Linked DNA regions of Homo sapiens: regions 1 and 2 are each linked to region 3. The links are chromatin loops, found by intact Hi-C in ENCODE. Cell type or tissue: CD4-positive, alpha-beta T cell. All regions are shown on one strand. Links, peaks and the distances in the headings refer to the core of each region. The heading gives the core; the rest is flanking DNA. Region 1 overlaps LOC100506403 (a long non-coding RNA gene). Region 2 overlaps LOC100506403 (a long non-coding RNA gene). Region 3 overlaps LOC100506403 (a long non-coding RNA gene).

Region 1 (10,571 bases), core at 1,702-9,701, 130 kb before region 3:
CAGCTGCGAGTGCAGCTAGGTTCAAATGGGTTACCCGTTCAGAAGCACTCCAGGAGAAGTGACTCACCCTCCTCTTGCTATTTTTATATTTTGCAAGTTTTGTGTTTTTCTAAATACAAGGTTTTATTCTTTCTGCTTAGTCCTTGAAAATGACAAGAGATGTGCATTAGCTGGAAGTTACTAACTTAGTAACTTGAGGGTTAATTGATCACAGGATGTGGCATAAATGAGAAAAAGCTTAAAATCTGATGTTCTCCCTCCATATCTATACATGAGATGGGAAATACATTTAGTTTTCTGTAACAAAGGATGATAGGTCCTCCAAACATTTTCTAATTTTTGACTTCCTTTTTGGCCCGTGAGTCATTAAGCAGTATGTTATTAATTTCCAAATATTTGGAGATTTTCTAGATGTCTTAATGCTATTGGTTTCTAATTTAATTTTATTGCCGTCAGAGAATATACTCTGTTCCCAGAAGGTCACTGAGATGTGATTTATGGCTCACGATATGGTTCCCTTGGTGGCTGTTTCACGTGCATTTGAGAGAACATGCATTCTGAAGTTTTGTAGTTACTACAGCTGGACAAGTCAAATTGTTCGACAGTGTTATTTGAAACTTCCCAATTCCCATCTTTTCAAAGTCTAGTTGTTCTATCAGTTAGAGAGGGATATCAAAATCTCCACCTATGGTTGTGGATTTATCTATTTCTTCTTTAAATTTTGTCAGCCTTTGCTTATGAGTCACAGCTCAAAGCCTGGGAAACACTGTTCTGGGAGACCACAGAGGGAGGAATGGCCCTGGCTTTTAGTGGCGTCACGGATGGTACAGTACTTGATCCCAGACAGCAGGGTGAGTAAGATTAGGGGAAATGGAAGGGCAAGGAAGGCCCTGGTGAAGTCAAAGAACGTAATATACAAAGCAAATGAGTTAGAAATGCAGATGGAATGTCCCGGGAGCAAATTATGGAATAGTTGATATCTCTTGGATGGAATAGTTGATATTGATATCTCGTCAATAGTCAATTGACTAGCAATGTTTCCTGACCACACACTGGCTTCCCTACTCCAACTAGATTCAAAAGGCCCTGAATCTCCACGGCATCAGTAATTTGTTATGATTTATTCTCTCATTCATGACTAATTTTGTATTTCCTATTTTGTATTATTTTTCTTACATAGTTCCACAAATTGTGTAAGTTTCAGGCCCCACAAAACCTAGATTCACTCCATCCCTTCTCCTCCACCTACCAGCTATGCAATCTTTGGCAAGTTACTAAGCTCTCTGGCCTAAGTTTCCTCACCTGTACAACAAAGCTAATAATGGTACTGCCTCCATGGGTGGTCCAGAGGGATAATTGAGTTAAGATGTATAAAGCTCTTTACAATAGTGCCTGGTGCACAGTTACACTGACTTAAGTGTTTGTTAACTAAAGATAAAAGGAAAATGGGAATAGCCTTTGTGGTACGCTTTGACAAATGACAAAGATTCTCTCCTTGTTTTTTTTTTTTTTTTTTTTTTTGAGATGGAGTCTTGCTCTGTCGCCCAGGTTAGAGTGCAGTGGTGTGACCTCGGCTCACTGCAACCTCTGCCCCCCAGGTTCAAGTGATTCTCCTGCCTCAGCCTCCCGAGTAACTGGGATTACAGGCACCCGACACTGCACCTGGCTAATTTTTGTATTTTTAGTGGAGATGGGGCTTCACCATCTTGGCCAGGCTGGTCTCTAACTCCTGACCCCGTGATCCACCCACCTTGGCCTCCACAAGTGCTGGGATTACAGGTATGAGCTACTGCACCCAGCCAAGATTCTCTCCTTCTAAAGTCTCTCCCTGATTAGGTCTTGATGTTTGGATTCTCATGCATGGTCCAGTGTTGGCAAGAATCCTGCTAAGTCAGTTGACCCAGAACCCCTCCCCCTCAATATTCGATCACCTTCTATGTCTGATCAGATTCCTCATCCTTCACCATCCCCCATAATGGGTGATCACCCTGGCCTGTCTTCAGCAAGAGTCCTGCTAAGAATTTTTGTAAAGGGTCACTCACTTGTTCTACACAAATTGTGACTTCATTCACCTGAAACAACAGGTAAAAAAGAATTAGTGAAATAGTGTGTTTGATTTGCTGTATTAAGTAAGTACGTTCCCCTTACCTCTGATGTTTCCTCTTATTAATTTTCCATCCACTGGTCCCTACCCTGTTCCTTGGCTGTAAATTTCCACTTGGTCTTGCTGTATTTGGAATTCGTTCCAATCTGTCTCTCCCATTCAAAAATTATATTGCAGTGGCCCCTATACCTATTACAATAGTCTCCCATTGAATAAAGTCTTCCTTCCTGTCTTTAACACATGTCATGAACAATTTTTTCTTTATTACCACTGTGGTTTAAGACTCAGTTTTCTTACCTGGAAAATGGGAATATTGTGACTTCCAAGTAAAATTCCATGCACCTAGTATATTTTGTTGTTTGATTCACCCCCAGGCTACTTCTCATAGCTGTGGAGTTAGCTATTCTCCACCTGTCCTGAGGGGAAAATTTTAATATGAATAAGCATGCTGCAAAATCATCACATTCTGCATTTCAAAGCAAAATCTGAACCTGTGCCTTAACCTTATTGACACAAATAATGGAGAATTTGCTGTATTTTGTTCTTCCTTTCTTAATGAGTATTAACTTGATTTGGAGTACGTTTAAAAAAATTTTGGCTTCGTTGTAAATATTCATATATGCCTATATGTGGGTATAAACAATGTAAAAATACACAAAAAATCCACTTATAATTCGTAAGCTAAGTACATGTACACATAATCTTGATCTTTCTCTGTGCATGCAAATGTGTATATTTTATGGAGTTTTGTCTAATCCAAACTCAAATGATTTCAAAGTGTTGAGAACCGCCTTGGGTGTCATATTTTACTATCCATGAGAATGGCATTCAGTTTTAAAGTAATTTCCAAAGTCGAGTGATAATTCTAGTTAATAAGGTCTTGTCTCCATGTTCCAATGCCATTTATGTTCCATTTTCTGAGAATATCCCCTGTGCCTAGGGTGCCCGAGGTGCGGGAGTGAGGTTTCAGTTGAAATAATGGGCAGGTCATGGTGTGAGACCCTTGAATTTCAGCTATGTCCCAGACGTCATGCATAACACTACTTGGGCCTTTCAGCCCTTAAACTGCTAATGGTTTGTTAATATATCAGAGGTAAAGATGTCAATACATAGAACTGAAGGTTTTTCAAATTTTATTTTAAAGGCAAAGAGCATTAAGGATTTGCCAGCCAAGTTTTAAGTTTCATTACTGATGACAAATTTATTTTGTCACAAAGAAGGTGCAGAGCTAAAAGACTATTAGTCTTTGAATCAGCACACATGAATTTGATGCATGTGGCATTTACATTGGCCTCGGTGCTCTCATCTGAAAAACCACCTCCTTAAACAGCATCATGATACCAGTGAGGGATTTTACAATTTACTCCAGCTGGAGGAAAGCTACTGGCAAAACGTGAGAATAGTTACAGCACTGAAGGTATAGACCTTGATAATTCCTAGAAATGATTTAGAGTCTGCCTTTTACAAGGTAAGCAAAGATGATCCCAATATCTCACATATTTGCTTTATCTGATTCTTGAACAGTAACACCAGGAGGAAGTCTTTATTATCCCCATCTTACAGGTCTTGTATTTGAGGTTCGGAAACATACCAGTATCTAAACTAAAATTCAGGTTCACATCCAGGTCTTTAGACTCTAAATCTGGTGCTCTTGGCACTAAGCTGTCTCAAGTGTTGCGGAATGCCAAAGAAGAGATTTTGATCTCTGCCATTTAGTTTATATCTCCCATCATCTCGCACTGGGGAATTGTAGACATTTGCTGTCTTTCAAGGCTTTGAGAACCTGAATAGCAAATGCAATGCAATTGCCAAGTGATGTGTATCTTCCCTACCTGCAACACATTATGTTTTGATCTTGATGCAATGAATGGTCGTGGACTGTCCCCTGTGTGTGTAATAGAGAATGGATAATGGTTCTAAACAGACATTTAACCTCCTGGACCTGTCCCAGGAGCTCTGTAGGTGGTGTGCTTCTCCAGATGCTCTGATGGAGGGGAATTCTCTTGGCATCCCTTAGGACTTTGCCAGCCATGGCACCAACCAGAGGAGTCACAGAGAGAAGGATATGGTGAGACCCCCAAATGGTGCCTGGGGGCAAAGGAAGATCGATGAACCGAATATTCAAAGTGACTGAAAAGGTCCCAAAACTTTTCAACGGCATTTAAAGCATTTGTGTGTGAGATACCTGAAAGTGTGTATAAGTCATTTTGTTCTATATTCATTTGTGTATATTAGTGTTAATTACTGAACATGAGTTAAGATCTTATAAATACGGACTAGAAAATTCGGTCTTGTTTATGCATCTGCTCTTGACCTTGCTAGCATATAAACGGAAATGCAGAAGGGAAGCTAGCATTTATTGAGCACCTACTATATGAACAGCAGTTTATATATACTTTATCTCATTAAATCCTCATGGCCTTCAACCTAATGAGATAGTTATTTCAAAGACATTTTACAGATGATGTAATTGAGTTCATAGCAGTTAAGAAACATCCCAATGGCTACACAGCTAATGCATGCTGAAGAGATTACATGGCAAAGCTGACTTAAAGGAAAGCCCGTGCGTTATAGTGATTGCATGTCATCTTCCCTACAGTGGCTTTACATGCTCCATGTTTCTCAGACAGGAGGTGGCACTTCTTAACAGATGTTCATCCTTAGTCAACAGTTTGAGAAAAATGACAATTCAGGAAAAGGTGAATGGCACTTCAGGGAAAGGTTTGCATATAGACCAAAACATGGTCATATCTTAAAATAGAATTGCCAAATGTGTAGGGCAGTGACTTCTGTGAACATCAGTTCAGAGAGCTACATCATGGTTCATTTGGTTCCACGGTTGTATCTCCTCTGTGGTCTCCCGAAACAGTGTTTCCCAAATTTGAGCTATGACTTGTCAGCAAAAGCTGACAAAATTAAAGGAAAAAATAGATAAATTCACAACCATAGGTGGAGATTTTGATATCCCTCTCTCAGTAACTAATAAAACAGCTAGACTTTGAAAAGATTGGCATTGGGAAGTTTCAGATAACATTGTCAAATCATTCTTTCTTTCAGAGAGGGTTTCTGTACCTCTAAATGGTTCCACACATTCCCCCAAATACAAAATAAGTAGTTTGCTAGTTTGCTGTACCTCCCAGTAAGTTCATTTTCACTCCTCCCTATTTTTAAAAAATAACATTTTATGAGAAAGTTTAGTATAAAATTCTCCTTAAGCCAGTTCATTTTACATTGGGTGACATTTTGGAATTTCCAGATAAAGAATCAATGATTTTTACAGTAGGATTCTCATTTTAAGCAGTCATCATCCATTTTTCTTACTTTAAAAGTTTGTTAATGGAGAGTGTTGACCAATTCGTTGAAAGGTTGATAAGATATGGGGAAAGAAGAGGGATTTGTGGGAAAATGGAGGGTGTGTATTATTGGTGTTTTTCACTTGGAGAAAAGTTCTGACATTAAAAAAAAAAGGCTTGGGGCCGGGCGCGGTGGCTCACGCCTGTAATCCCAGCACTTTGGGAGGCCGAGGCGGGTGGATCATGAGGTCAGGAGATCGAGACCTTCCTGGCTAACAAGGTGAAACCCCGTCTCTACTAAAAATACAAAAAAAAATTAGCCGGGCGCGGTGGCGGGCGCCTGTAGTCCCAGCTACTGGGGAGGCTGAGGCAGGAGAATGGCGTGAACCCGGGAAGCGGAGCTTGCAGTGAGCCGAGATTGCGCCACTGCAGTCCGCAGTCCGGCCTGGGCGACAGAGCGAGACTCCGTCTCAAAAAAAAAAAAAAAAAAAAAAGGCTTGGTCGGTAAGTGCATTTTTGTGGTATCATTTAAGGTTGGATGAAAAATGAGGTTAGGATATAAGAACTTCAGAAGGGTGCATGTGGAGTAGATATAGGCTACACCCTGTGGTTTGCACCCCAATAGTCTTAAAATTTTTCTTATACTTCTTCCCCACAATGATTAAAGTAAAAGAGTCTTTCCAACTTAAGATATTATAACTATGAAATAAAGTCAGTAATTCATTTTATCTTTACCTAATATTTACTCTTTTAAAAATTAGCGACCAATGATTCTTCTGTCATAGTTTTATTCAAATGTATTTAAGAAACTAAGGTTTAAACAACAGCCAAACATATGGAACTTGCCTTTAGGCAATTTCTTAGTCTGTTTTAATGAAAAATAAAACATAAAAAATTTACCTTCCATGAGTTTCTAGTGCCAGACAGCCACAGGGCACTTCTGAGTGCTTGACCCGTTCTGGAAATGGTATGGATTGAGCAGAGCAGAGAGTCTCAAGCTTCCTGTTCTTACTTCATTTGGTTCATCTTTTATCAAACCTTCATTGTGGCTGTTCACTAGGTTAAAAATGATCTACTCTAGAGCTATTTCCTTGCCACAATGAAATCTCTAGGGGGAACAAGAGTCTTTGTAAAGGGTCACTCACTTGTTCTACACACATTGTGACTTTATTCACCTGAAGCAACAGGTAAAAAAGAATTAGTGAAATAATGTGTTTGATTTGCTGTGTCATGTGGGGGCTGCTGTATAAAAATAGACCACTTCTTCCTGGCTGTTATTGTGTTGAAAGTGTTTTTCAAAGACGTGGACTCTGTTTGCGTGTTTGAGGGCATTTACCATATGCATGCTGAGGGGATCGTGCTCTCCATTTTCAAGAACATACACTTAATTTGTTGCAAGGAAACTGACATTTCTTTCAAAATATTTAAAATATAAATAATCATCAGGCACTGGGAAATTCATTGCCTTTGAAGTAGGAAATTAGGAACGTGTGTTTAGTTCCAAGTTACTCACACAAAACATGGAAAAGACAAGGACGTATAGCACATCTTCTGGTGAACTTTTCTGTGTTCTCTGGAGGTAAGGAAACATCCTCCAGAAGTCTTGCAGCAGGTGACACACATTCATTTATTCTTTCCACATACTGTTATCACATACCTGTTATTCATCAGAGACTCGTTTAGGCTTTTTTTTTTTTCTTTTTAAATTATACTTTAAGTTCCAGGGTACATGTGCAGAACGTGCAGGTTTGTTACATAGGTATACACGTGCCATGGTGGGTTTGCTGTACATCAACCCGTCATCTACATTAGGTATTTCTCCTAATGCTATCCCTCCCCTAACCCCCCACCCGCTGACAGGCCCTGGTATGTGATGCTCCCCTCCCTGTGTCCATGTGTTCTCATTGTTCAACTCCCACTTATGAGTGAGAACCTGCGGTGTTTGGTTTTCTGTTCTTGGGTTAGTTTGCTGAGAATCATGGTTTCCAGCTTCATCCATGTCCCTGCAAAGGACATCCCTTTTTTATGGCTGCATAGTATTCCATGGTGTATATGTGCCACATTATCTTTATCCAATCTATAGAGTGGTAGACCAGATGGACAAGCATGTCTGTCTTCTGCTTCACTGGGTGACATTCTCATAGCAGGCGTCAGATGTGCTTGAGTACCATGCAGAGATTTACAGTGAGGAGACAATGGCAATGTGGGGAGGGGGTGTGCTCTTGAGTCTGTGGAAAGGCCTTTGAGGAGAAGGTATTGAAGCTAATCTCTAAGTAGGAATGTGAAATATATTAAGTTGGTGCAAAAGTAATTGCAGTTTTTGCCATTGAAAGTCATGGCAAAAACTGCAATTACTTTTGCACCAACCTAATAGCAAATACAAATATAGGACAACCAGTTAAATTTGAATTTCAGAGAAACAACAAACAGAATTTTAGTATAAGTATGTTCTATGCAATATATAATATGTATGTATGTTTATACGTGTGTGTGCACATGTATGTGTGTATAGTTTGTGTGTGTGTATAAATACATATTTAGAGATGGTCTCACTCTGCCACCCAGGCTGGAGTGCAATGGCATGATCATAGCTCACTGCAGCCTCAGCCTCCAGTGATCCTCTCGTCTCAGCCTCCTGAGTAGTTGGGACTACAGGCATGTGCCACTATGCCCAACTAATTTTGTTTTCAGAGATGGGATCTCACTGTGTTGCCCTGGTCTTGGCCTGGTCTTGAACTCCTGGCTTCAAGCAATCCTCCTGCCTCAGCCTCCTAAAGTGTTGGGATTACAAGCGTGAGCCACCGTGCCCAAGCTCTTCTATGCAATGTTTGATCCTGCATTTTATCTGGCAACTCTAAACCTGAGGGACTCCAGAGGAGTCATTCCTTGAGGACTAGGGGCAGGATTTTGACACTGCAGGAAAAGGGGAAGAGCCTGTGCAGAGGTCCCTGGAGGTAAGATCAGGAGAGGAACTTTGATGGAGAGGCAGTGTTCCTGGAGGGCAGGAGCAATGGCACTGAGGACAGACTGCCCCAACTTAAATTCTATCCCCATGGCTTACTCCCCATCTGGCCCTTCAGTTGAGTCACAGAACTTCTCTATAGAGTTTCTGCATTAGAAAAATAGGAATGATAACAGTACCTGTCTCATAGGATCAATTTGTTGATTAAAATAGCTAATACTTATAAACAGCATAAACCATTTAAGTGTTTGCTATTATTATAATTTTTTTCAGTTACACGGGCAACTCACCATGAAATATTTCCATCACACACCAGTTTAAATTGATTCACACACAGCAAACATACTCTTTGCTTCCAGAGAGAGGGAGGGAGGGGGGGAGAGAGAGAGAGAGAGCGAGCGAGAGAGAGAAATATCTGATGATGTTAAACTTATCTGTTCCTTTCATAAAATAAAATGTGTACCTCCCAAACATCAATTACTACCTGAAGCCAGACCCAGGGTGCCATGCTTAGTATCTATTTTAGCAGGACTGTCTTTGAAGTCATTCTTAACTTACTGCCAGATCTCCTGGCATGTCTTAGGAGCTCCAGAACAGACCACTTAACAAGGGAACCTGATAAAACATCTTGATCTACAACTGGTCCTAATATTTTTTAGCCATTTCCAATGCAGAGGTTTCATAGAATTTTTTTTTTTACCACTGTATGAAGCAATTCTTCCTTCGTGCACAAAATAAAAATGTTTCGTGATGTTGAAAAACCCTTATAACAAGGGTTTTTCAAATGGTGACCCAAATGTCCTTGATTCTTACTTGTGAGCTTAACTCAGTGCTTCCTCCTGGACTTCAGCATGCCAAGGCCAGGCCGAACCTCCCTGCTGTGGCATGATCACCATGCACAGGCAGCTGCAAAGGTGGGAAATGGGTGTTGGGGAGTCCAAGCTCCACAGAAGTCATAGTGGGTTTTGGCTTTCACTTATCTATCTGGGTCAAGCAAACCAACTCCTAATGACAGCAGCCACCAAGATGCAGGAGTGATAGAGCCTGGGCTCTTGATTTTTCACCAGCTTGCTGGAACCACCCACCCTACTGTATTGCTCTATGCCTCAGGTGTCTCAGCCTGCACATGGAGGTAAGAAGGGTGACTTGATTGTAGAGTTGCTGTGAGGCTCAGATAAGTGGATGCATGTAAAACAGCCCTGAGAAATGTGCCTGTCACATAGTAAATCTTATATAGCAAATACAAATGTGAATAATATCACCATATGATATAAAGATTATTATTATTTCATTGACATTGCATCGATGTAGTCCCACAGAGTTCCCGGATGCTGCCCAGAGGTGATGTGGGAAAAAAAAACAAACAAACTGTTATAGCATGCTTATAGCCAATGGCTAAATGCACCTTAACAGAGTGAGATCGTGTCTCAAAAACAAAACAAAACAAAACCAAAATGCATTTAAGTACTAGTTATATTATTACTATTATTATTGTTTGATTGTTTTTGCATGGAAGAGCTAATGATCAAGACTAGTATTTAACTAGCAGATTTGACTTTAGTTTCCAAACGATTGCAGGTCCTTTTAGAACAGTTCCCATTGCTCCACACAACTTTGAAAAATGTTTACTTGCCCGTGGACGCAGGAGCCCATCTTTTGAATTCATGCCTTTTTTGGCACCAAGGCTGGCAGATGAGTTGAACGATCCAATGGAGCATTATTATCAGGAGCCAAAAGGAACGAGTAACTAGAAAATACCTGAACTGATTTTAGAACACATTGCAAAATTGTATCTAAGAGAGATATTAAATAACATCTTGAGCAATGGCTACAATTTTGGAATTTACATTCCTAGGACTGCCTTGAAGGGAGAAAAATTATTTGAATTCTACATTTGGTGTTTTTTACAGCTTTGCTACTCAGAGTGGGTGCCATGGACCAACTACATCCCAATTACAGGGGCATTCCCTGGAAGCTTCTTAGAAATCCAGAATCTCAGACCTACTGCATCAGAGTTTGCAGTTAAGCAAGATCCCTGGGTGATCTGCATGCACTTTAAGGTTTGAAGGACACTGTTGTACAGTCTCTTTACATTAGTGGCACACCATAGTAAGTCCCTGGTCTTACCTGTAAATGTTTGAGGTCATTACACTCATTGCAATCTGATGTAATTCTCAACTGAACATGCTAATGACAATGTATTCTTTGGCAC
Region 2 (10,571 bases), core at 1,327-9,326, 80 kb before region 3:
CAGAACCAGTTCTAAGCCCTCCCTGACCAACCTTGGATGGTACTATCTGAGCACATGTGCTATAAAGATCAACCAATGAATGACAGTCTCATAGTTCTGAAATCCAGGCAGCAACAGTCACACTTCTCCAACACTGCTTTTGTGGCTAATGGAAATTCTGGTTTCTGAAATTCTTAAACTCAAAAGTGTTTCTCAAAACACTCCATGAAACCATTTTCAAAAATGGCATAAGAAAATAGAAGTGAATATCTCGTGAACAGATTAGGAAAGACTTTTCTAAGCATAAGTTAATAGAAAAAAATCACCCAAAAGCTATTAGATAATAAAAATCAAAGACATTTGAGTGTCACAAATACTATAAACATTACTAGGCAAATGAACTAGAAAAATTATTTGCTTCAAATATAACAGATAGATTGTGGTTAGCAATCATCCTTATGTAAAGAATTCCTACCAATTCACAAGAAAGGCATGGAAATTCCAGGAGCAAAATAGGTACAAGCTATGAAGACAAGTCACAGGAGAAACTCAAATAGCAGTAAGCAAACGGGAAAACATGTTTCTCAAGCAAATCCCAAGTAAATCAAAATCAAAATCAAATCACATTAAAGAATGCAAATTTAGGTCGGGCGCGGTGGCTCACGCCTGTAATCCCAGCACTTTGGGAGGCCGAGGCGGGCGGATCACAAGGTCAGGAGATTGAGACCATCCTGGCTAACACGGTGAAACCCCGTTTCTACTAAAAAATATAAAAACATTAGCCGGGCGTCGCGGCGGGCGCCTGTAGTCCCAGCTACTCGGGAGGCTGAGGCAGGAGAATGGCGTGAGCCCGGGAGGCGGAGCTTGCAGTGAGCCGAGATCGCGCTACTGCACTACAGCCTGGGGGACAGAGCGAGACTCCGTCTCAAAAAAAAAAAAAAAAAAAAAAAGAATGCAAATTTAAACCATAATGGCATTTTGTACATCAAACTAGCAAAGATCCATCCTGGTTAAGCCATTGTTAGCAAGGGTGTGCCCACGTAGACTTGCTCTGTCATTGCTAAGGGAGGTGGAAATTGAAATGATTTTTCTGAAACGTAAATGGTCTTGCATAGTAAAAATCTTATAAAAAAGTTGATACTCTTCACTCAGAGTTCCCCTACTAGGTATCTATTCCTTGGAAGTATAATAACAAGAAGCTAAAACCAAGCTGTCAGCATAGATATTTATTACTGAGATGTTTATAATTATGCAACAACCATACACACAATGACATAAATTCTGGTACATCCTCTTGCTGGAATATTTTGCAGTCATTTTAATGGAGTGAGTAAGAAATTTGTAGTCACATGCAAAATCAAAAGCAGGAGTAGAGTTGGATAAGCTTTATGATTCAACTTTTATTAAAATGTGTATAGAAAAATACAATTGAAAATACATCCTTTTTTCAGGGATTATCCTGAAATAATTTGGTCATGACTATTATTTTCTACATTCTGAATATTTTATCCCATTGGCTGTTTCTAAAGTCCTTATTTATTCAGAAGACTTCTAGCCCTTGCAGATCATGTTCTTTGCTTTCCTTTCATCTTTTCCTTAAAATTATACTTTTTCCTGTATAACAGAACCATACCTACCATAAGCACACCAGGAATACTGCATTTTAGCTATACTTCAGGCATTTCAGCTTCCTAGTGGGCTACATGGCTTTTCCAGAGCTCGCTCTCTCTCTTTTTTTTTTTTTTTTTGTAGCAAGGGCTCAATGACCCACAGGTCTATATTCATGCCCCATCTCAGAGCTGGTGTGGGAACTCAGATGGTGCGTCTTTGCTGATTGCATTTATGTAGCCCTTAAAACACTTGCCACGTGGCTTCACCAAGAAAGGTTTTCCCAAGTCCCATTTTATAATTGTTCCTATCCTGGGAGCTGGCCCTTCCTCTTGGCCATCATGGGTTTGGGCAATTATAGGTGCTTCATTACTTGTCATGAAACAAGAAGACCTCCAGGCAAAGTATATCATTTTTATAATCACACACACAAAAACCGCAGATAACATTACAAACAAAAGTTATAGTGACAAGAGAAAACTGTCATAATAAAATGATAGGAAAAGAAAAGAACCTAAAAGTTATATCAATAATGGGAGCTTAGCTGTAAAATTTTTTTTAGACTGGAAGTATACCTAAGAAAATTTTACTGGTGTTTCCTTTGGATTGTGGGAGTATAGGTTTTTGTTTTCTTCTTCATAGTTTCCTGTATGTCTCAAGTTTTCTATCATGAGTCAGAAAAAGAAAGTCTATTATTTGCAGAATTGGGCGGACTGGGTGGGGCAGGGTGACAACAGCAAAGAGAATTACAGAGTAAAGTTGATCCTGGAGAAAAAAATCCCCTAAATGAAGACTGATTTATATATGACATACTCTGGAGGCCAAGCCCACCCACACCCTCTATCAATCAACAACTGTGCCCTGAAGTAAGTATTATCAGTCCCACTTTACAAACGTGAAAAACTAAGACTTAGGTAGATCATGCAAATTTCCTGCAGCCACACATCTGGTACGAGGCAGGGTGAAACATTGCTATTATCTATTCTTTGTAGATCTCCTGGGGGAGGTAAAGAGACCACCACTGGGCGTACTAAGTTGATCGAGAAACAACGTGCTGGAGCACTTTCAGAAAATTTCCCAGGGGCTCAATTCAGAAGCAGCATTCCTGGGGATCATAGAGACTTACATTTTTCCTGCCCTGGTAAATGAATGGAACCTACCTACCATGCATGACAAAACCTTCTCAACATTTTTGTTCTTTTTTGGCCACATGCAATCATACATTTATTTGGGGTATTTTTTCCTTGTCCTCAAAGTTGTCATACATTCTCATTCCTCCTGCGACTCTTTCTTCTTTCTCTACAGGCCAGGGTGCTGAGAGAGGAGTAGAATGATCTGGGAGGAGTGATGTCATGTGACTTGGTTGATATTTATACCATCTACATCATTCCCCAAAACCATGCTCACCGAGGTCCTGTTTTCTGGACAGACAGAGAGCTTGCCTGACAGCCCCATTGTGGGTCCTGTCCCAGTGCCCCTGGGTGGGACTGCTGGATAGCACATTCCACAAACCCCTGCATCTTTTATTCTCCTGGAGAATTTACCTCATTGGTACTCAAAGGAATATGATAGGAAATCTTGTGTCATGGGAAGCTTAGGAATGCTATTTCATTTGGCTTTGGAGTTCATCGTTGTACTGTGAATGAGCTGCTTCTCTGGGGTGATGGCTTTCGTCTCCTTTTGCATTTCCTACTTCACATAGGTGGCATAGGATGCCATAAGCCTGTCTACACTTGCAAGGTTCTACTTTATGTGATTCATGCTAAGGTGTTCCCTTTGCCTGAAATTTGAGGATTCCATTCAGTTTGTGCTTGAATTACCTAGGAATTTGCTTCATTTCTTCAGTGTGCATCTCAGAAGAACCACACAGTTTGATATTTGGGGAAAAGTGCAGATATTTTCATTAATAATGTAACTAAGTTGACTGCTTTGTTCAAAGGGGGCAACCAAAACATGGAAAAGCCTTGCCTGAGTGAAGCTGGCTCATGAACAAGTCCTGGGAATGCTATTGGACTAGTGCCACGACAGACCGAATGTAGTTTAGAAACTGAATTGGGACACATATGGTTAATACCTCTTCGAATAAAGTATGCATTTATGCAACTATAAAAATGCAGGCTTTATGCAGAATGCCAGGTAACTACCTTCTAATTTAATATGGACTTTTCCCCGGGAAATCCAAAGTATTGGAGATTTATCATAAGCTGAAAATTACTAAAGAGAGAGCCATGCCTCTTCATGTACAACTCTTTCTGCTCATGTTTGCTTTGACATCAGGAAGAAGGAATTGTGGGTTTGAAATATGACCACCTGCATCTGTGTCTTTCTAAGGTACCAGGCACAGTTTCTTTTGTGTTATCTCATTCATTCTCACAACAACCCTGTGCAGCAGAAGGTATTTTCTCTGTTCTATCGATGAGGAAATCCATGCTCAGAAACTTTAATTGGACTCGGCGATGTTTCACAGTACAAGGTGGCAGAGGTTGGATTGGAACTCAGGACTGAAGATCCAAAAAACCATGACCTTTCTAATTGCTACCCTGCCTTTTGAGTTTTATGAATGCGGTTAAGGGAATTCTAGTTTCAGTATCTCATAAAACACCATCCAGGGCTAATTTTTCACTTCTGAAGAAAGTGAGAGAACAGATGGGAGCCGTCATGCCACCAGCCCTTACAAATGCCCCTTCTTGACTGCCCAACCCTGGTTTCATCCTCTATGTGACTTACAGCATGTCAATGGCATGCAGTGCTGGAGACAGCCTTAATATGGATGCTGGAAGTACTTTTTGATTTTGTAAAGCAGGCTTAAGGAAATACACCCATGCAGTGTGTGCATGCACACACACACACGTGTACATACATACCACACACATGCATGTGCACATACACATGCACACACACATGCTGCTCATATGTAATTTCTACTTCCTGTTAGGTCTTTACCAGGACTCTTGAACTACTCCTAGAGGGGTAGACATGGCTTAGTTATCAGTAAGTTCTGCAGTGTTGAGGGGAAGGGGAAGTTGGGTATGACGCAAGTGCAGGGGGGAGAATGGGAAAATTGTGTCTGACGATGGTTTACTTTTTGTAGCAGCTGAGAAAGTCACTGATGTTGCTGCCTCCTGTTGTTAAGTTAGAGCCCTCTCAAAATAGATCTTTTGATTTCTATTGCCTTTCAGGGTCCCCATACCTTGATTGGTGCTCAGTAGCCTGAAGACTTGTGTTTGAACAATGGATTCCTTAGTTGAGGGTTGGGAAAAACCTTAACAGCTATGGAGGCCAGCCCCTACCCACACCTTAATTTCAAGCCCCCTCTGAAAGTCCATACCAGATGGTAGAGCAGCCTAGGCTTGCAAATGTCCTGTAACTGGTCCTCACTACCTCCTGAGTCAACCAACATCATCTTTGACAGCTTCCTGTTTCAAAAATGTTTTCTTCATATTGAGTTGAAATGTGCCTCATTGCTTAACTTCCAACCAGGCATATATATTCTTTGGGCTGCAGTTTCTTGCCTTATAAAATGAGTCGGCTGGCCTCAGGACTGACCTATCCAGATGCACACGTTGTGCACTGCACAGCTCCAGGGGGCACCATTCATCTAGACTTTGAGGAGTCTGGCCTCTGGCTAGAATTGTGCAATGCCACGGCCCTGGTTTGCCACAATGACCTTTGTGTTTCTTTGTGACTCTCAAATTTGATGTCGGCCTCCAGATGGGGATATACGCTGCAAAGTAGTTCAGTTAGCACTAACAAGCTTTCAACGTCCTTGTTTGAGAAGAGCTGCCTGTTGTCACTAGAGCAGGCCACCCCTTGTTATTCACACCTTGTGGAGCTTAATTTCATTCAAGCGCCTACATGCAAATTAGATTTTTACCCTGAAGGCAAGGCGTCATCTGTTGTTTGGCCAACAACAGATGCTAAATGAAGAGGAAAGGAGAATGTGTACTTTTCTTTGAGAATCTATTATATTTCAGACTGTAATTATGTTTTTTTAAGAATTTTTTAAGTATCAGTTTTTAAGTATTAATAAAAATGTCATCTGAGTTATTTTTTCAGAATTGAAGGACATTGAAGGAGAATGATATTGGCAGATGTTTCCTTTCTGACCAATTATTAATTTTATAATAAAATACTATTATTTCCTAAGTCACTAATATATAGTTTGCATCATCTGCTCAAAGGGTAAGACTTGGGCAAACAAAATCAGGCACATATCCAGAAGATGTTCAACTTAATTTCTCATACCTCTTAAAACAACCTATCTGTATTACGTGACCATTATAAGTTCTTATCTTTTTTGTGAAAGGAAATTTGTTAGAAACTGAATTGGGACACATATGGTTAACACCTCTTTGAATAAAGTATGCATTTATGTAACTATAAAAATGTAGCCTGTATGCAAAATGCTATATAATTACCTTCTAATTTAATATTGACTTTCCCCCGGGAAATCCAAAGTATTGAAGGTTTATCATAAGCTGAAAATTATAGATTCCTGAGGAAGGTGATTGTTGCTAGAAATAGAATAATTTGGCCTTACGGTGGTTGGCATGAACAGTGCATCCTCTGCCCAGTTGGGTTTTTGGCGAAGTGGCAGTTTAAATTAAGCACTTGGGCACTGTGATGATGGACAGGCCCAGATGAAAAGATAGCTCTGGTTTTATGCTCAAGGCTTCATGTTTCCCACAAGATGAGGTATTTATTAACTAAGAGTCGCACCCACTTCACTTTTATTATTAAATGTTTGTAGAGCCTTCCTGAAAAGAATAATGCGGGTAGAATTTATACTGGGAAGGTTTCAACATCCCATAAAACTGACACTCTAGCACTTTGTAGAAAAGATGGGCCTGGGGAATGCAAGGAGGGAGAGGAAACTCTCCAAGATATAGATCTTGCTTAAAAGGGAGTTTCACCTCTGATAATTTAGGAGGTCAGAGGGCAGGTCTAAGTTCTCAGCCTCTGGATGTAAGAAGTGACCAGGAACAATAATGGGCAAAAGTGTGTGTGTGTGTGTGTGTGTGTGTGTGTGTGTGTGTGTGTGTGTGTGATACATTTAAAACACATTTACTCTCCCTTGTTTTCAAACACTTAAAAACATATTTTACTTTGCTGGCAAGAACAGATAGGGGATTTAAAGGCTTGGTAGTTTCTATGAATAGCAATGCTGAAATGTTAAAACAAAAGAATTCAAGGTGTTTCCCGTAACCCCCCTCTCCCCAGGGGCATCTTGGGTTAATAAATTAATCAAAACCAAGTGTGGGCTGCAGTGAAACTATATAAGGGTGGTATCTCCTTGGATCCAGCTGTACATACCGGTGTCAAAACAGCAAAAGCATCCAAAAATGATCTCAAGCTAGGATGAAGCCTTGATCCATCATTTTTCACCAAAACTAGTGAAACAAGTGAATAATGATTTGGGGACACTCTGGAACAAGAGTTATTAAGGACTGACACAGGCACATGTTACTCTAAGAGATAAAAATGAATGAAGCAGTTGCTCATCTTCAGGATGCCTCCTCCCTCCACCCTATACGCAGAGACTATTATCCTTCTCCCCAATACACCACATACTCTTTTTGTTTTTCCCTTGGAGACCCAATGACAAGCCACAGGATATCTATTAGCATACATTAAAATAAGAACCATCGCTTGCAATCTCTACTTTGGTTGGGACCAGTCCAACATCCTAGCAAAAATCTGCCAAGTTTCTCTCTCCTGGAATTCAGACATTTAATCAATGACACTTGCTTTGCCAAGGTTGTAAAAATAAAACAACTCTCAAAGTGCTAAACCTCCATTTCGTTCTGCAAATGCTTCAGTTAATGATGGAAACATACAGAACCAGAGGCTAATAGAGTAGAAAAGAATTGCACGTGTGTGTGTGGGCACATAGCAAATGTTAGCATGGCAAAACATGAAAAATAGGCACAACGAAAAAGATGTTAACACAGAGTCCCAGCTAAATTTACATAAATTTACATTCCTGATTATTTCAAAAGTGTTATCTTATATAAAACTTCTGATTCCAAATTACAAAAAGTAGCTGTTTCTTTTTGTTTATTTTATTTATTAATTATTTAATTTTGAGACAGGGTCTCACTCTGGGGCCCAGGCTGGAGTGCAGTGGTGTGATCTTGGCTCACTGCAGCCTTGACCTTCTGGGCTTAAATGATCCTTTCTCTTCAGCTTCCAGAGTGGCTGGGACTACAAGCGTGTACCACCACACCTGGCTAATTGTTTTTATAGAGAGGGGGTTTCGTCATGTTGCCCAGGCTGGTCTCGAACCCCTACGCTCAAGCGATCCACCCGCCTTGGCCTCCTGAAGTGCTGGGATTACAGGAGTCAGTCACCACATCCAGCCAAGAGTAGCTGTTTTTTCTATATGTTGAACTTACACTAATTAAAATATGTTGATATATGACATATGTATGTACCTTATGAAGTCTTTTTTATGTGGCCATCGTACTGTTTTGTATCCCAGCATAAACATGTTATTTAACATAAAGGCATAGCACATAGTGACACACAAGATGTGCTCCCAGAAATGAAAAACACTATAGTTTCTAACATTCAAAAGCCAGCTATCATCATAATTTGCTCTTGATGGACAGAAATAACAATTTGCCTATATTTCGTGCTCAATGTGCACGAGTGCAGAGGGACTTAGCTTATGGGACATCGAATCATAACAGACTGGGCAGACTTCTCGTCATGATCTTTCAGCATGTGGGATAGGCTGTTTGTTCCTTTTATTAGGAATACAGCTTTATTAAAACAGAGAAAGGGAGATGTAACCCCGGGATACACAGGCTGTGTCAGTTTCAAAGTAGGTTCTGCAGCTCCCTAGGTATAGGAACCATCCATGGCAAGCCAGACATCCGGAAGGGTTGAGCCCTTGGTGCTACAGTCTCCCGGGGCTTGAGCAGGATTGCTGGTTAACTGGCTCTGCGGTGCACAGCACCTGTGGGGCTTGTGGGTCCCTCAGCCCCAGGTTCCAGCCTCCGGAGCCAGGGATGCAGCTGGACACAGTAATGCACTTCTAGCTCTCACTGATTGAGATTAAATAAAAGCAGGAGGTGGGGATGCATTATTCATGATTTTCTTTGTAATGGAATCCAGAGCACTTTTGAAGGCTCTATACTTTGATACTTGCTCCTGGCAAAAAAAAAAAAAAAAGAAAAAAAAATTAAGTTAGGGAGAAGAGGAGGAATAGATGTTGTTAGATATGTACTGCTTGCCTGGCTTACTGCAAGAATTCTTTCTGTCTGAGACCACCAGACAGTGGCTTGCCTCCAAAGAAGCCTTGTTGTGGCTTATAAAAGGTATGGAGACCTGTTTTAAAAATCAGGAGAATTTTTCCAGGTACAGAAAGGTACAAATTTTAACTCTAATATAAAGGATAGGCTTCTTTTTGACGTCTACTGATAAAAATAAGTAAATAAATTTTTCAGTTTATTATACACTTCAGAGGAACACTTAGGGCAGTTCCTTCACAAGAGAAGAGAGAACTGAAATGCATAGTCCCTGAGCTTTTTCTCCAAATTTACACACACTTCGCTTCAGCAGAAGCCAGCTGCAGATCCCACCCAGGTTCCTACGCTTCTAGCACTGACATACTCTGTACAGCGGTGTCACTTGCAAATTAGTCTTAGATTGACACCTTAAATGTGCAATGTCATCCCATTTCTCTTTGGAAGGAGACTTTCCAAGATACTAAACCACTCTTTTGTACCAAAGCTCCCACGAAATCATACAAAGAGCTGGAAGCTATATCCCGTTTGCACAAAGGTTTTGCAATATCTCCATGGAGGAACTTTATGGATTCGTGGGAGTAAAATAAAAGGAATGGAGGATGTGTGGGAAGTTTGTGTTGGAAGACATTTGTCTAGCCCAGTAGTGATTAAAATATTATAAATTGTGTTTTGTCTGGGTGGCTCCTTTGGTTTCCGATGTTATTCCTGTTTAATGTTGGCGGCTGAGGGTGGAGGTGGGAGGCAGGGAAGTTTCTAAGATTATGGCCCCATATCTGAGAGTATAGCCCACTCCTCCTCTCTCACCAAGGGACACATGCTTTGGGTTTAGCCCCAGACTGTTTAGGAAAGGAACTCTCAGGAGCTGCTTTTTGGAACTTCAGGTTTTTGGCATTGACAATCATAGCATGTTCCATGTGTTATGGGGATGAACAGATGTGGGTTCAGATTCACCGGTTAAATGCATGTCAACCACGATGCAGAGAAGACGCTTGTTGCTGGTTTATGTGCTGTGCCCCAAGAGCTGAACAGCTCACACATTCCCTCCAAACAGGCCCTGGAGGAGTCGAATTTGTCAAAAGGTGTCTCTGCAACTGAGAAGCTGCCTGCTGGGTTTAGGACTTCCCAGCAGTGCTGGCAGCTGCTTTAATTTGTCTGTGATGATGAGACCAGCAACGTTTGGTCTGTAACACAGAGGAGAAAAACAGGAAACCCTCCCCCTTGACAAACTGGCTGAAAATCCTGAGAAGCTTATGTTCTCACATGCACTTTCTTCCTTTCTCTTTCCCCTGCCCTTCCTTCTACCCTGAAGCCTTTATTTTTGTGGGTATAACACGACCAGTTGGGTTGGATTAACTCTCAAACATCATTATTCCAAAAAAAGGAGACAAAATGATAATGGCAATCAAAACCACGTTTTGCAGTTTGACAGTTTCTTACAGAACTAAACATAGTTTTACCAGGAGACTCACCAAGGATACTCCTTGGTGTTTACCCAAATGAGCTCAAAACCTGTGTCCATACAAAACCCTGCACACAAACGTCTATAGCATCCTTATGTGTAGCAACCAAGATGTCTTTCAGTAGGTGATGAAATATATTGGAATAATCCATAGGATTGAATGTTATTCATCAATAAAAAGATAAGAGCTATCAAGCCACAAAAGACATGGAGGAATCTTAAATGCTTCTTGCCAAGTGAAAACAGCCAATCTGAAAAGGCTACACACTGTA
Region 3 (10,571 bases), core at 770-8,769:
GGAAACCTGCAACTCGGAATGGAGACATGTGGGGGGACCCTGATGAAGCTGGGGACACTGAGTTTGTAAACTCTGATGAGCCTTTTTTGCCAGAACCAACAACTTCCTCATCCCCATTAGTGGCAACATCCACTCCCCAACCCATGCCATCATGGCCATCAGCCTTTCCCCCTTTGTCTGAGGAGATAAACCCTGCACTGCCTGAGGCAACAGTGATGGCCTCCTCTGAGGCAGTTGCCAGGCAAAATAATGTTGATTCTCCTCAGGAGCCACCCCTAACACCCCTGTTTGCTTCTACATTTGTAACTAGACTAAAGTCCAAGCAGGCCCCTAGAGGTGAGGTTGAGAGTGTGACCCATGAGGGGGTGTACTATGCTCAAAAATAACTGTTTGAGTTTTCTAATTTATATAAACAAATCTGGAGAACAGGCATGGGAATGGATATTAAGGATGTGGGATAATGGTGGAAGGAACACAGAGTTGGATCAGGCTGAATTTATTGATTTGGGCCCACTAAGTAAGGACTCTGCATTTAATGCTGCAGCTCGGGAAGTTAAAAAAGGTTCTAATAGTTTATTTGCCTGGTTAGCTAAAATTTGGATTAAAAAACGACCCCTGTGAGCAAGGTGGAAATGCCTGATCTCTCTTGGTTTAATGTAGAGGAAGGGATCCAAAGGCTTAGGGAGATTGGGATGGTGGAGTGAATTAGTCACTTTAGACCTGCTCATCCCAGCTGGGAGGGTCCAGAAAAATATACCCTTGACCGATGCCTTGCAAAATGGATTTGTGAGGGCAGCACCTGCATCTTTGAAGAGCCCTGTAATTGCTCTTTTCTGTATGTCAGATCTAACGGGGAACCACAGTCACTCAACTACAAAATTTAAATACAGTGGCAATAATTGGATCTTCAGGTGGCAGGGGCCAAGTGGCAGCACTCAACCACCAAAGACAAGGTGGGTGTAGCTACCGTAACGGACAGCCGAGGCAAAGCAGCAATCAGAATAGTCTGACTCATGTAGAGCTCTGGCATTGGGTAATTAATCATGGTGTTCCTAGAAGTGAAATTGATAGGAAGCCTACTGCATTCCTACTTAATTTATACAAGCGGATAACTTCTAGGTCAAATGGATGAAAGTCTAATTTGAATTATAAAAATGGAGAATCACAGCCCCTCAATCAATTTCCAGACTTGAGACGGTTTACAGACCCAGAACCCCTTGAATGAAGGGGAGTCTGGGTTCTTTTGAGGAAGGACCAGCACTACATTACCAACTATTTATGCAGTGACTCTTTCTCCCATCCTTCCCCAAGGAGACCTCCAGTCTTTTACCAGGGTTAACTGTTCACTGGGAAAAGGGAAATGATCAGACTTTTTGAGGACTACTGGACACTGGCTGTGAACTGACGTTCATCCAAGGGGACCTTAAATGTCACTGTGGTCCTCCAGTTAAAGGAGGGGCTTATGGAGGTCAGGTAGTTAATGGAGTTTTCTATTAATCTAATCTATTCCATTAGTTCTGTCCCTCTAGCGTTCTGTCCCTCTGACTAATACAAAAGTTAAGGATAATTTTAAAATTTGTTTATGCAGACTCATCTCAGTGTCAATTATATTTCTTCAGTGATAAAGGTCATTCTTTTCATCCTGGTCCAGGGGGACTGGGGAATATATGACTCTTTCACAAGAGGAAATTTATACCCTGTTTTTAGGCAGATAAGGGGAGGGCAGAGAACTTTCCCTGCTTCTGTTGATTCGCAGTTGCCTTCAGCTCAAAATAATACTCATGCTAAAGTGGCATATTTTGGGGTGGCATATTCTGGACTCCTTCACACCATCTAGTGATCAGGAATGGAAAAGTTCATCTTACAGTGTACACAAAACTCTTATCTCTGAGAAATTCAATTCCTTTGATGGTACAATTGACCAACCTAAGGCAGCATTTAGGTTTCAGCACTCCTCTGTGCATCTTTCCCTGGTATTTTCCACTCTGCAAAAAATCTTCTAAACCAGCATCTTAAGAGTATGCAGGTCGTCAGGGAGATCAAAGCTGATGCTGGCTGAGAACATCTGGGTCTAAGAATGCCAACCCAACTGTCACCACCAACTCCACTACTCGGCATTCATTATGGTGCATGGTCCTTTTAGAGGAATCAGCGCAAATATGTTACTAAAATCATCTTGCTTTCTTGAAAAACTTTGGGAACAAATTGAGTACATGGTTTTCCCACTCACAGTCCTCAGTAATCATCTTTTCTGCCTATTTTTATTTTTCAGAGACTTCTGGGAGACTTATGGGGTGGCTTCTTAAACTTGATATGAATAGCAGCTGGAAAAAAAAAAGATGCGTAGAGATGTTGGTTGTGGGTATGGTAACTGTTTTGTTCTCTGCTAGATTTTATTTCTGTTGTTGTAACAGAGAAGAAAATTAGCAACTCACTTGTTCTAGTGATTTGAGGATGTTGCATGGGAACTAAAAGCTGGGTTTTCCAAGTTTTTTTTTTGACTGTAAAATATTCTGTTTTATTATGAAGATCATGGTTAATTGATGGCATTATCCTTTTGCTATTTAATACAAAAATAAGCATCAAAAGAAACATTCTTGTGGCTTAATAGGCTTTTATATTTTTTTCTCCTTTTTATTTTATTGCCCTTTTAACACATGCTTGAATTCTTTCCTTTTCCATGAATGTAAGGTGCCTTTTACTGCACATTGGCCCTACTCATTGTTTTCTGTGTTTCTCATTTGAGTGAAATCACTGGGCCTCAGAATTTTTGTTTGATTGTTTTCATTCTGTTCTTAGAAGGTAAAATCTTGCTTTTGAACTGTATAGTATTTTCTACATTTTATTAAGTTTTCTTAGAATTGTCATTTCATAATTAAGCACTTTAAAATATTGGAAGGTAGCTATTTGGATGGTATAGTCCTACGTCGTTTATTATTGGTAACGGAGGGACGCGTTTACAAATTTAGCCAGGATGCTCCCAGTAAGTAAAAACCATTTTTTTCCAGTTGTGAGCAGTTCTCATGCCACAACAAGTAGAACTATTCCAGATTAACACTTATTTGCCTGGGTTCTGGTAAGAGAATAAAATAGGTTAGCTACAGTCTCAGGAACACATGAGAAATAAGATGAACTTCGGGTATAAAAGAAGGAAGGAAGGAGTGAAAGAGAAAAGAAAAAGGAAGGAAGGAGGGGAAGGGAAAGGAGAAAAGAAAGGAAAGAAAGAAAAGAAAGGAAAGGGAAGGAAGGAAGGAAGGAGAAAGGAAGGAAAAAAGACAAAAACAAATACAAATAGCTAAGGAAAGAAAAGGCTATCGTTCTTTTAGCAAAGTTCGTCAAAGTCTATTAGGGAAACCTTCATTCAGAAGGACATATTTGCAATTTGCTTTTTAATCTAGAGTCTCTGAAATAGGATTACTAGATAAAATATAGAATGTGCAGTTAAATTAGAATTTCTGATAAGCTACAAATAATTTTTTGGTAAAAATGTGTCCAAATGCTTCTTGGGACATACCAAAAAATTGTCCATTGCTGCTCTGAAATTTAAATTTGACTGGGTGCCCTGTATTTTTATTTGCTATATCTGGTAACTCTATTTTGGATAAATTAAGTGGGATATTAGTTTTTTGGTTCTTTGGAAAATACTGATACTCCTTAAGTTTACTGTGGCCCCCACCTCTTCTGCGAACTCTGTTGGGATTTTCTTCACTCTCTGGTGGCTTCTTTTAGCCTTGCCTGGATGGCACACTTGTTTAAAAAATGGCTTCTTACAGTTTAGTGTGTGTGCAGATCACTCAGACATCCTGTTAAAATCCAAATTTTGATGCAGGGGTCCTGGGGTGGGACCTGAGTCTGAATTTTAACAAATCCCAGGTGATGCTGATGTTGCTAATCTTTGGGTTGCATTTTGAGCAAAGTGTCTAGACCTAAGTCTTTGGCTGGCTATGGTGGCTCACGCCTGTAATCCCAGCACTTTGGAAGGCCGAGGCAGGCAGCTCACTTGAGGTCAGGAGTTCAAGACCAGCCCAGCCAACATGGTAAAACCCTGTTTCTACTAAAAATACAAAAATTTGCTGGGCATGGTAGTGCATGCCTGTAGTCCCAGCTACTCAGGAAGCTGAGACAGGAGAATTGCTTGAACCTAGGAGGCAGAGATTGCAGTGAGCCGAGATTGTGCCACTGTACTCCAGTTTGGGCAAGAGAGTGAGATCCTGTTTCAAAAAAAAAAAAAAAAAAAAAAGACCCAAGTTCTCATTTCAACTAATCATAAATAAAACTATAAAACAATCATAAAATATTTCTCTGCGCTTACTTTTTTAATTTTTGTGGGTTCTTTGTGCTTTCAGTTTGCCAGAGAAAATGCTAAATGTTATGCCTTTTGTTAATGGAAGAAAACTGTATTAGGTTGTGAGAAAGTTCTGGAAAAGCACATGTGATTTATTCCAGGAATTGGTTATTAGATTGTTCATTCTTTCACATTTCTGGAAGGACCCAGATGTGTCATTAGAATAATCACATGATTGTATTTGGTTAACAGGCCATCCCAGGAGCCAAGTCCTAAAATGTATCTGTTACCAAGCATGAACACCCTGCTCCAAGTAATTTTTTAAAATAACACTGAACCTTGTTATGGAAGAGCATGTTGAAATGATTTCAGCATCTGCCTAAAAGGGCTCAAAAAGTCTTTTTAAAATGAAAATCCCAGATTAATTTCTGAAGTTTTTTGTTGTCGGGTATTTTGAGCCTTACAGTGGCAAAACCCCAGTGAAGGAGGGGTGATGCCTGTCACTCAGGAGCGCCTTTATTCTTACCACGGCTCCTGCCTAATTCCCATCACCTGGCCCACAAGCAGCGGGCTTCTCTCTTGCACTGGATGAAAACGCTGGGGATTAAATCATCCCCATGTGGGAAGCATCCTGTCTGCTGGTGACCCCCCGCCACTACTGTGCTGAGAGTCGGGCAGCCAAAGATGTGTTGACAGGGTGTGTGTCTGCTTCTTCTCCCAGCGTCTGATGTGGCTTCGGTGTCAGACATGGGGCAGACAGGGAGGGGGAGGAAGCTGGCACAGAGGAACAGGGGACGGGAACAACTGCTAGACAACTCTTCTGGCAGAAACTTAACTGTTAAAACTTTTGCTGTCAGAGGGAATTTTGAGAAATGAAGCTGGCTAAATGATGAGTTGAAAATGTGTTTCCTTTGAGAGTTGAATGCCATCTTATTGGAGACTCTTTGGACTGAGGTTTGGATGGTTTGAGGTCCACCTCTCTCCCTGTTGGGAATCTCTTAAGACCCAAATAAAAATGAGGGTTGTTTTTTATTGTTTTGAATACACAGAAACCCATGGAATAGGAGAAACTGTGCAAAAGGGGCAGTTAAAAAGTCATCTCCAAGGTTAGATGAGAGTATTGTGTCAATGATCATTTCCTGACTGTGATAACTGCACTGAGCTTATGTAAGAGCATGTCCTTCTTAGGACATACACACTAAAGTGTTTAGTAGAGAGGCATCTTGTCTGTAATTTACTCTCAAATGATTCATAAGGTAGAAAATGACAGAGCAAAAATAACAAAATGTTAATAATTGAGAAATCTGGTGAAGACATAAAGGAGACCTTTGTGGTATTTTGTAATTTTTTGTAAGTTTGAAATTATTTCCAGATAAAAAGGTCTTTAAAAAAAAGTCATATAATTTCTGCAGAATGCTGTTTGCTGTCCAGCCCGGTCCCTCGTATCACCTCCTTTCTGGAATTCCTAGAGCATGTGCCTCTTGCCTTCACAGCCAACACTGAGCTGAGGCTGCTCAGTTCATCTCCCGGAATTTGTGTCATAGCTCCCGGGCTGGCGGGTAAAACCCAGGGGGAATGGGCTATCTCACGGAGTCTCAGAATCTAGCACAATGAAAGCCATCAATAAACATTCTTTTTTTATTTTTTATTTTTATTTTTTTGGCTGATGCTCAAACAACCTTTCCCTTCGTTGTGATTTGCTTATGGGAAAGGGAAATCTCTAGCAACATATGGCTAATAGAATTATCTAAATTACTAGGTGTGTGTGTACTGGAGGAGAGTTTACACATTGTCCGCCATCCCACAGTAGGGCTAATTCACACATCTCTCAGTGGGGGCTCACTTACTCCTAGAATGTACACTATCTTCCTGGGTAGAGAATCTAGCACTTTCAAAACAGCTTGATTCCACAAAGAAGGGCGCTGAACCACAAAGAGGATAAATGACTGGGGGATATACAATAAAAGGAACAGAAAAAGAGTTAACACTCAATTTGTATCAATTTGATGACTTTCCATGATCCCAAGAAAGATACCTTTAATCTCCTCCTCTTTTCATACAAGAAAATTCTTGAAAATGTTTAGTTTCAGCTTATCATGAAATGTAGTAATTTTTCCTATAAATGCTAAGAAGCTTAAAGTATTTTAAGTCTATGAAATTAACAACTTAAGGTGTTCTTTGACGTGATTTCCATGCAGGATGAATACTCCCCATGCACATTAATTTCAATATCGTAAGCTGTCTTCTTCCTTTCTCACCAAAATTGAGGTGGTCAAAATGAATCATTTGGGGAATTTTTAACCTCAAAGATCTCTAGGAGCATGTAAACTCTCTAAGATCAGCATTTGTCTTTTCTTTGGGGTAGAAACATTTAGTTTGGTTTAGAGTTGTCTTTTTTAGATTTCTAGAGTGTTTAGATAATTCAGTTTTTTCCTTAGAATGTACTATGCTTTTTGAAGAATAGGGGTTTACAATTCTGCTTTAGAGCTTACTAACTCGCTGTTACTTCTATCTGTACTAAATTGCTGGTCATTGTTTTTTAAGGTGCTCTGTTTATACTTTCTGAGCTTTCTTACCATGAACTCTTAGTCTATCTCGTTCCTCACTAAGGAAGAGTCATTTGTTGCTCAGAGCCCCCTCTGCAGTTATACATTCCCATGCAGGAGGTGGGAGTACAGGGCTTCTGGGAGGGCTGATAGATGCTGCAGGCTTCTCATTAGGAGACAAGACAGCATTGGAACGAAGGAGAGCAGTGGGGAGGGGCTGGAGGATCTGGGAGCATTAAATAGCTCTCTGAGTGAGAACAATTAGTGATGTAAGTGTCTTCTTGAAAATGAACTGCTTTGGGGTGAGATTACTTACAAGCACCATCATCCCAGCTAAAATCTCCATAAAGAGTTCCGCAGTTCTGAGAAGTCATCTTTAGAGACGATGCTTATTGGAATTCATAGATAGTATTTCATTTTGTACTCTCTGAAATTAGCTAATGTTCTGGTCACTCCAGAGCCTTTAAAAATGGCCCCAATCCCAAGGGCTTTCATGAAGGGAAGTCTGGAAGTGCAGGGCTACAAATGCGTGGCTATTTGTGATTATTTATTTTAAGTCAGCATCACCATCAGCATCTTTTTTTTTTTTTCCTCTCAACTGGATGTAACGTTTCCCTTTTCATTATCAAGAAATGAGCAATGCTTTCAACATAGCAAAAGTACAATATGAGTTTTTTTACTTCTAATTTTAAAATATAAAATTGAACTTTTTAAAAAAGTATTTTTTCATCTAATTGATTTAACTTACCAAATTTCATTTTAATAAGCCCAAGAGGGGAGAGAGATAGGTGATATTTTCTGATAACATATTGACACAGAAGCCCTGGAGAAGTGCTGGTGTTATTTTTACTTGTTTACATACAGGAAATATACTGTATAGCCCGTGGAACATCAGTTGAGATGGGATAGATTTCTGAGTTTTGAGGAAAAAAAATCACCTTTTGCTGAAATATTGACACAGTTTTAATGTGGTTTTGACTTTTTATTTTAATTATATTTAAATACAGCATTTTATCAAATAAAATGAAGCCTGACACATTTTTCAAACTATTTCATATTTTGATACTTTATGTAGGAAGAGCTTCCAGTGCTTTCAATATGTAGAAAATGTGCATAACATTGATAATTATATCTACTCAAAGTTTTCAGTGACCATTGGAAAGAGCCGAAACAGCCCTGTGATTTATCAGGTGCTTTGGATAATGTAAGGATCATAAACCTACAACTCAGTCCATAAAGCACTATATCTGTCTGGCCCAGATAATTGTTTCTAAAGTATTTCTAAAACGCTTGTTTAAAACCCTCCCAAGACATTGATATATTTTTGAATATCATATTCGTTTTATTTTTAATATTATGACGTTAATTTAGACTTTACTAGTAGTTCAATACCTTATTTTAAATTGATTGGCAGATGAAAAGGGCACTTAAATACTTATTAAACAACGTTGTACTTTTCAAAGTACGTCTTGGCTCCATATACACAAAGCTATGCCAATTCTTGAGCCCAAGTCTGGCCTGAGGCATGGACTGCTCTGAATGGCCAGGCTGCTGTCAGGGCCCATAGGAAAATAGGGATAAGTGGGATCAGTCCCAGCCAATGTGGTTAGTCTGAGGGTGGGTGAGAGGTGGTTTCTAAAGGAAAATATTTGCATTAAAACAACAACAACAACAACAAGGAAATGGGTGCTGAGTAGGCAAAACCAACAGGTGTCCATTTGGTCAGAAAAAGTTTTTTATTTATTTTATTTATTTAGTTTTTGAGACGGAGTCTCGCTCTTTTACCCAGGCTGGAGTGCAGTGGCGCGATGTTGGCTCACTGCAAGCTCCACCTCCCGGGTTCACGCCATTCTCCTGCCTCAGCCTCCCGAGTAGCTGGGACTACAGGCGCCCGCCACCACGCCCGGCTGATTTTTTGTATTTTTAGTAGAGACGGGATTTCACCATATTAGCCAGGATGGTCTCGATCTCCTGACCTTGTGATCTGCCCACCTCGGCCTCCCAAAGTGCTGGGATTACAGGTGTGAGCCACAGCGCCCGACCCAGAAAACATTTTACCACAATTGACCTAACATTTGCTGATCATCAAATAAATGCACATTTAAAAAATTTTGGTGCATTTCTCATGAGAATGCTTTGGCGTATCAAGGACATTTTTCCCTGTACCAAACTAGAAACCAAAAGATGAAAAGGATTGTCTAAGCCAGACAGACTCTTCAGTCAAAACAGGACTGGTTTTGTGAGGTTGCTTTGGGTCCTGTCTCTCCAAGGACTGCATATTTCCTTCTTCGAGCTTTCTTAGTCTTGAAAAATTCATCACCTCACCTTATTCACCCATTATTGCTTCTTGTCTTAAGGTCTTGCCCTGCTTAACAAGTAAGGTCCTTCAGAGCGGAAACCACGTATTGAGTTTCTTTATTCTCCATTACACACTGCTTGGCATATGAAAGACAGCAAATAAATTCTTGGTTACATAATTTTTGCAAATTGGAATAACATATTCTCTAATACACTAGTGAAAGTCACATTACAAGAGACGAGATTGCACAACTTTCTCACATATCAAAAATAGCTCAAATGAATGTTCTGAAGGCCAGCAAGTCCTTATTATTAATTTAAAGATTTTCATATTTTTACTTGATTCAGGGTATTTTAAGTGTCTCATTTCAAAAAATAGTATGCTGCTGTCTTAATATACATTTTACAAGTGATGTCAGAAGGTGAAATGAGAAAACAGGAACAACTTCCATGGAAGATGGTTGTGCTCCATCCAACTCTTATAGTGAAGATTATTGAAGAAATGGCTAATTTCTATTTTTACCACTACTACTCCCATCATCTCTGTCATCAACATCCTCAATACCATGTTTCTTGAGTTCCTGCCATATAGTGAATAAGACTTTCTTCCTTGGTTGTGAAAAATAAGAATTTCCCCAGAGGAAAGACCTAGCTCAACAGGAAATACCCAGCTCTTCAAAACTGGATTAATCACTGCTCCTAATGGAACAGCTGGACCTTCTTACTCTGGTGGAAACAGAAAACTTTTATTTCTTATTCTTGGCAGTAATTAGTTGGCTGACTGTATCATAATCAGGTCCTGGTGATGAGTTTAAGGAGCATCGATTTTCAAGGTGAGCTTCTAGTTGCAGATGTTGGCTGACCCAGGTCACATTGGCCTGTGGGTACAAATGCAGCTACATTCCTCATTGTGTTCATTTCCCAGGGCTGCTGTAACAAAGTCCCACAAATTGGGTTGCATTAAACAACATAAATTGATTATCTCTTAGCTCTGAAGGCTGGAAGACTGAGATCAAGGTGTCAGCAGGGAAGGTTTCTTCTGAAGCTGTAGGCTGAATCTTGTGTGCCTCTCTCCTAGACTCTGGTGGATTTCTGGCAACCTGGCATTACTTTGGCTTATGAAGCATCACCCAGATATCTGCCTTCATCTTCACATGGTGTTCTCCCTGTGTGCATGTCTATGTTTCCATTTTTTTTCTTTTTAAAAAGACACGGTCTTGCTTTGTCACCCAGGTTGAAATGCCAGTAGCACAATCATGGCTCAATGCAGCCTTGACCTTCTGGGCTCAAGCAATTCTCCCACCTCAGCCTCCTAAGTAGGTAGGACTACAGGCATGTGCCATCATGCCCAGATAATTTTTTGCATTTTTCGTAGAATCAGGGTCTTGCAATGTTACCCAGGCTGGTCTTGAACTCTTGGGCTCAAGCAGTCTGCCTACCTT

The links. Hi-C counts contacts between places; a loop is a spot of excess contacts. Peaks named below come from ENCODE experiments on the same cell type or tissue, not always from the same donor. Only the 100,000 strongest peaks of a DNase experiment are listed, where the experiment ranks them.
Region 1: a loop joins it to region 3, with 2.2 times the contacts of the local background. A loop is called at or near these places in 2 of 110 quality-filtered maps.
Region 2: a loop joins it to region 3, with 2.2 times the contacts of the local background. A loop is called at or near these places in 3 of 110 quality-filtered maps.

What each region holds. Positions count from the first base shown.
Region 1 is chr21:35,549,555-35,560,125 of GRCh38, reverse strand. All of the region lies in intron 1 of LOC100506403 (a long non-coding RNA gene), which reads left to right. Among named protein-coding and RNA genes, the nearest start is that of MIR802, 170 kb to the left of the region's middle. In CD4-positive, alpha-beta T cell, for the core only: no CTCF peak of the experiment used is centred there; no DNase peak of the experiment used is centred there.
Region 2 is chr21:35,503,222-35,513,792 of GRCh38, reverse strand. All of the region lies in intron 1 of LOC100506403 (a long non-coding RNA gene), which reads left to right. Among named protein-coding and RNA genes, the nearest start is that of MIR802, 210 kb to the left of the region's middle. RefSeq lists enhancers at 5,085-5,605, 6,849-7,438. In CD4-positive, alpha-beta T cell, for the core only: no CTCF peak of the experiment used is centred there; DNase peaks (open chromatin) are centred at 4,612 and 5,162; H3K27ac peaks cover 535 bases.
Region 3 is chr21:35,423,097-35,433,667 of GRCh38, reverse strand. All of the region lies in intron 2 of LOC100506403 (a long non-coding RNA gene), which reads left to right. Among named protein-coding and RNA genes, the nearest start is that of MIR802, 290 kb to the left of the region's middle. In CD4-positive, alpha-beta T cell, for the core only: no CTCF peak of the experiment used is centred there; a DNase peak (open chromatin) is centred at 5,017; H3K4me3 peaks cover 467 bases; H3K27me3 peaks cover 408 bases.